Linked DNA regions of Homo sapiens: region 2 is linked to region 1. A link is a contact called in ENCODE Hi-C or POLR2A ChIA-PET data. All regions are on one chromosome and are shown on one strand. Each heading gives the region's core, a stretch centred on a gene start or an enhancer-like site at or near the end of the contact. The rest is flanking DNA. Distances are from core to core; before and after follow the strand shown.

Region 1 (2,700 bases), core at 201-2,700:
AAAAAAAAAAAAAAAAAAAAAGGAAAGAAAGGCATTCCAGAGATAAAGAATAGACTAAGGAGAGGAGATATTTGAAGCCATAATGATTGAGAATATGTCAGACTTGAAATGAATCTTCAGTTCCCTCAACAAGACAAATAAAACTAACTCCATACCTAGATACATGGTAGAAAAACTAAAGAATTCTGCTGACCAAGGTATTAAAAGTAACTAAAGAGAAGTGGTGTGAAGAAAGCAAGAGAGAAACAACAAATCCTGTCCATCCTGTAACAATTGAAAATTTCTGGCTGGGCGTGGTGGCTCACGCCTGTAATCCCAGCACTTTGAGAGGCCGAGGCAGGTGGATCACCTCAGGTCAGGTGTTCAAGACCAGCCTGGCCAACATGGTGAAACCCCGTCTCTACTAAAAAAAAATAATAATAATAATACAAAAATTAGCCGGGGGTGGTGGTAGGCACCTGTAATCCCAGATACTCGGGAGGCTGAGGCAGGAGACTCACTTGAACCTGGGAGGCGGAGGTTGCAATGAGCTGAGATCGCGCCACTGTACTCCAGCCTGGATGACAGAGCAGGACTCCATCTCAAAAAGAAAGGAAAAGAAAAGAAAAAATATTAAATGTGTACGCTCTTTGACTCAGCTGTATTACTTCAAGGAGTTGATATCACCAAAATTGCCTAAGTGCTCAAAGGTGTTTGTAGTTAAACAACAGGAGATTGATAAATTATGTTATATACATGTGATGCTATGTTTTAAAGAGGTACTGATATGATAAAAGATGTACGTGGCATAAAATTAAATGTACTTTATTAAGTACTTTTCCAAGTGTTTACGGAATGAGTGCATTTTTGAAAAAAAAAAAGTGTATTCGAACTTTTAAAAAAGCTTTAAAAGCTTTATACAATGAACGATTGAGTGATTATAAGAGCTGGCGGGGGAATGTTAAGAGGATGATAGGGAGCTAAGTTTAACAGAACAATTCACCTCTTTATCTTGTGACACCTACGAGCGCATCAATTCTGTAATTGAAAAATAAAGTGCATATTTGCAGCAGCTGTACTCTCTTCAGGCTGCAAGGAGGCTTTTCCTCCCGGTAGGCTTGATTTGCATTTCACTTTCACTTTCGTGGCTGGAAACTTTCTACCCACGTAGTGGGAGGCTGAGGAGCCACCATAAAGCTGGGGCTTGACGAGCCGGGACCGGGACCCGATCTCCACATATGCCCGGACTTGTTCTGCGGCCGGGTTCAGGAGTCAAAGAGGCGGGGAGACCTGCGCGACGCTGCCCCGCCCTGCGCCCGCTTCCTCCAATGTATGCTCTAGGGGGCGGGCCTCGCGGGGAGCATGGACACGATTGGCCCTAAAGTCTTCCCCGCAAGGCCGTGGGCTGGACAGCGTGGTGACGTCGCAACGCGGCGCAGGGTGAGAGCGCGCGCTTGCGGACGCGGCGGCATTAAACGGTTGCAGGCGTAGCAGAGTGGTCGTTGTCTTTCTAGGTCTCAGCCGGTCGTCGCGACGTTCGCCCGCTCGCTCTGAGGCTCCTGAAGCCGAAACCAGCTAGACTTTCCTCCTTCCCGCCTGCCTGTAGCGGCGTTGTTGCCACTCCGCCACCATGTTCGAGGCGCGCCTGGTCCAGGGCTCCATCCTCAAGAAGGTGTTGGAGGCACTCAAGGACCTCATCAACGAGGCCTGCTGGGATATTAGCTCCAGCGGTGTAAACCTGCAGAGCATGGACTCGTCCCACGTCTCTTTGGTGCAGCTCACCCTGCGGTCTGAGGGCTTCGACACCTACCGCTGCGACCGCAACCTGGCCATGGGCGTGAACCTCACCAGGTGAGCCTCGCGGCCCCGGGAAGCCGGCCCCGGCCCGCCTGCACCTCCGGTGCTTGGCGGGAGCGCTTTCGAGCCTAGCCCTCATTGGCTGGCGTGGGCCATCCGCGCCTTCTCATTGGCCTGCCACGCAGTGGGGTGGGGCCCAGCTGAGCGCGCGGTTCGGAAAAGCCCGCGCTGGCTGCTGCGCGAACCTGCTTTTTCGCGCCAAAGTCACAAAGCGGGTGGTGGCGGGAAAATCAAGGGTTTTTCCGCAGTGCCAGGAACACTGTTCCAGGGCTCTTTGCTCACTAAATCCTGTTGGCCTTGAATGGACGCTTTAGCTGTGGCTTTCTTGTTTCTGAGACGGTCTCGGTGTGTTGCCCGGGCTGGTCTCCAACTTCTGGGCTCAAGCGATCCTCCCGGCTCAGTCGCGGTTGACTTTAAATGCTTTATAATGCCCTTGCGAGAAATGTGGCAGCCTGTCATCCTACTTAGTGGCAGGAGATTGTTTCTATCCAGAAGGGACACTGCTGGTGGTATTTTAGTATAAATACTGCCAGATGCGTCCCAAAACGTCTGCATTAATAATGGCATCCTCCAGCAGTCCGCTTACCCTCCACCAGTTCTGAGACGGCCTGATGGGTGAGAGTGGTAACCCCTTCTAACCGCGTTCGAAATACAGCCCTTCAGCAGACGGCGTTGATTTTAAAGCATGTGTCTCCTGTCTTCTAGTATGTCCAAAATACTAAAATGCGCCGGCAATGAAGATATCATTACACTAAGGGCCGAAGATAACGCGGATACCTTGGCGCTAGTATTTGAAGCACCAAGTAAGTCGTACCTTTTTACCGAGTCACGAAGCTACAGAAAATCAAAACTCTGTGTCAGTAT
Region 2 (2,700 bases), core at 120-2,619, 720 kb before region 1:
GTGCCTCAGTGTGTGGGAGTGTCAAACACAGAAGCCCAGGCTGGTAGAGCCCTCCAGCCATCCCCAAACACATCCCTCTAAGGGGGACCTGCACCAGGATGTGGGTGGGACTGAAATGACTCAACCTCCAGAGAGCCTGATGGTGGCAGTGGTTTTTGTAAGTTGATGACAGCTATTAATCAAGCAAAGAGCTTCAGGAAAAGTTTGAGTTAGTAAATACACTGAAGAAGAGAAACAGGCAGCATTAAAAATAAAACAAAAAATTGTGAAAATAGGCAGAGAAGATCTAGAGTTCACAGAATGACTGCTGGCTGAGTCAGAATCACAGCGCTGAATTAAACGGGCAAGACAAGAAGGAAACACCATGAGATCAGTTATAGGAGATCACTCTCAACACCCATGCCTCCCATTTACACTTGAATTTAAGGAGAGCAAAGCTTTGAGCCTTCTCTCCTGAAGCACATAACATTGGAGAACACAGAAAACTCAAAGAAACTGGAAAAAAGCCACAAAATCTAAAATTTGCGTGATACAACTTACGCAGAAAAGGAATATAGACAGAAGACAAGTGAAAACTGAGGCTAAGTGACAGAGAAAGATGGGTTTGGGATGCATTTGTGTTGGGAAATTTTCTAACATGAGTTATTAAGGGCTAGAAGTGAGGAATACATGGAATTGAATTTCCACCTTCGCGAGGATACCTCTAGTGTGGTCACAGAAATAGTTACTTATTTTTGACAAAAGAATATGGTAGACAAGATATTCTGAAAATCCTTCCTGTTACCAAACATCTAAAACTGTTGGATAAAATATTTTTGAAAAATCTTTTAAAATGTTTGACTGAGCTGGTAACAAAGCAAGGAAAGCCTGTACAGACCAAAAGCAAAATGAGAATAGAAGTTCTGAGAGGTCTGCAAACCCTGAGCTGGTGTCTAGACCTAGCATGTCAGCTTCAACGTCCACACAGGGTTCAGGACACAAAGCCTAGGGCCATGGCAAGGTGGGGGTGCTTAACAAGAAATCACCACATAAAGCTGAGAGCCCTGAAGTTACGCCACCAGAGAAAAAGTGAACTAGAGAACAAAATACGCCTTGTAAAAGGTTATAGTAAAACAAAACAAACAAAAACTTGTCTTGGCCTTGGCTCTGGGTAGAGAGAGAGAGAAAAAAAAGAAATATCTGCCCCAAGATTTAACCTGATAAAAGAAAATAAAAGGAAAAAAAAAAAAGAAAAAAACAATTGATCATGAGCCAGAACTCACATGTGTTTGTGCTCAAATTGAAACTATTTTTGTGGTCTAAAAACCTCTAAGCCAGCTATTTATTTTAATATGGTTCCAGACTGACATGCCCTCATATGTCTAGTGAAAGCAAGCGTAAACCTTAGAGGGATGTACTTTCAACCAAACACCAAAAGAAACCGTCCACACAGAGTTCCATTGAACATGAGCTCAAAATGCACAGGGAAAAAACAAATCTACCTTTACCGAGTGGGAGTAAGCAAAGTGAGCCAGCAAACAAGGCCCATGGTGGCTTCAGATATTGGCGTTAACACAATCAGGATATAAGGCAAATATGCTTAATATGTTAAAGAAATAAAATGGGAAGTTGAAAGTTTGAGTTAGGAACAAGAGACTACAAAAAATGAACAGGTAAATGAGAAAAATAAACAAAAAGCACAATGAGAAAATGTTAAATTACAGAAAAAGAAAAAATATAGTAATAGGTATTTATACCTCAGCAAATAGGTAAAACAAGACTAGAGTCCAGTGGAAAGATAATTAGAAAATAGAAATCAGAGTTGAAGATATTACTTACAATTTAGCATAGAGAGAGAGATAGAGAAAAAAATAAGAGATATGGAAGTCAAAGTGAGATGGTCCAACATGCATGTAATTGGAATTTCAGAAAGAGCTAACAGAGAGAACGAAGGAAAGGCAATGCACAATGAGACAACGAGTTAATGGGTGGGAATTTCTCAGAACTGATAAAGCACAAATCCTCAAATTTATTAATCACAATGTTCTGTAAACAAGAAGGCAATGAAACAAGACCTTCAAAGTTCCAAGAAAATAATTACCAACTTAGGGACGTGCAGGCAATGGTGAAGGAGTTAAGACATCAGTCTCTTAACTGGCCAGATCGACCAAAATAATAAATGTCATACCCAGATTGCCCTTATATCCAAAGCTCATTTTCTAAAAGTGCTTGAAATAGACAATATTCTTACCACTTAGGCTGATGTACAGAAATTTTATCTGAAGGTAGAGGAAGGAGCTACATACAATTTCAAGGTTTTCTATTCCTTTAGTGACACATCTATTTAATTCACCAAGGTAGTCCAGCTATCCTTGAAACAGTATTCCAATGCTAGACTCTGATCTCAAATCACACGTGATCATCTTAAAAGTATACAGTTCATCTCCACTCTATATTTTGTTTCTGAAAGTTTCATTCCATAATAAGCCAGTTATGCAAAATCATTCAACTTCAAAGTTGTTCTAGGTTGGTTTTATAAAAATTGTAAAGGCTATTAATGTTTTGTAGACAATGTTCTCTTTCTCCATAGTCAACTATTTCCATTTGCTTTTTAAGTAACTTTATCTTCCTAACTCAGCTCATGCGTGCTGCTCTAATAGCCTCTGCATTGCACTACTGAGTGTGCAGCCATTGGCCCACAGACAAAGATATCTATTCCAA

What was found. Hi-C counts contacts between places; a loop is a spot of excess contacts on that map. ChIA-PET counts read pairs that join two places held with the same protein, here RNA polymerase II (POLR2A). Pooled maps may share reads with other maps.
Region 2: a loop to region 1 is called in a pooled map, with 4 times the contacts of the local background. The contact joins the enhancer-like site here to the promoter of PCNA in region 1. A Hi-C loop is called at or near these places in 1 of 168 maps with a recorded cell type or tissue (naive thymus-derived CD4-positive, alpha-beta T cell) and 7 of 50 pooled maps. POLR2A ChIA-PET finds 5 or more read pairs at or near these places in 1 of 52 experiments (CD4-positive, alpha-beta T cell).

Annotation. Positions count from the first base shown.
Region 1 is chr20:5,118,708-5,121,407 of GRCh38, reverse strand. PCNA (proliferating cell nuclear antigen) reads left to right here and starts at 1,450. Exons shown (of 6, transcript NM_182649.2): 1 at 1,450-1,830; 2 at 2,542-2,639. The coding sequence starts at 1,610. It overlaps PCNA-AS1 (PCNA antisense RNA 1), which reads right to left and starts at 1,822. Exons shown (of 1, transcript NR_028370.1): 1 at 1,439-1,822. RefSeq lists enhancers at 917-1,366, 1,497-1,666, 1,115-1,995, 2,107-2,256, 1,996-2,700 and a silencer at 1,857-1,916.
Region 2 is chr20:5,841,825-5,844,524 of GRCh38, reverse strand. All of the region lies in intron 2 of SHLD1 (shieldin complex subunit 1), which reads right to left. Among named protein-coding and RNA genes, the nearest start is that of CHGB, 68 kb to the left of the region's middle. RefSeq lists an enhancer at 139-208. Within about 2 kb of position 1,369, at least 4 of the 41 ENCODE cell types and tissues checked have a DNase peak (open chromatin) inside an H3K27ac peak, as active enhancers do; they include CD4-positive, alpha-beta T cell, where a contact is called at or near this core.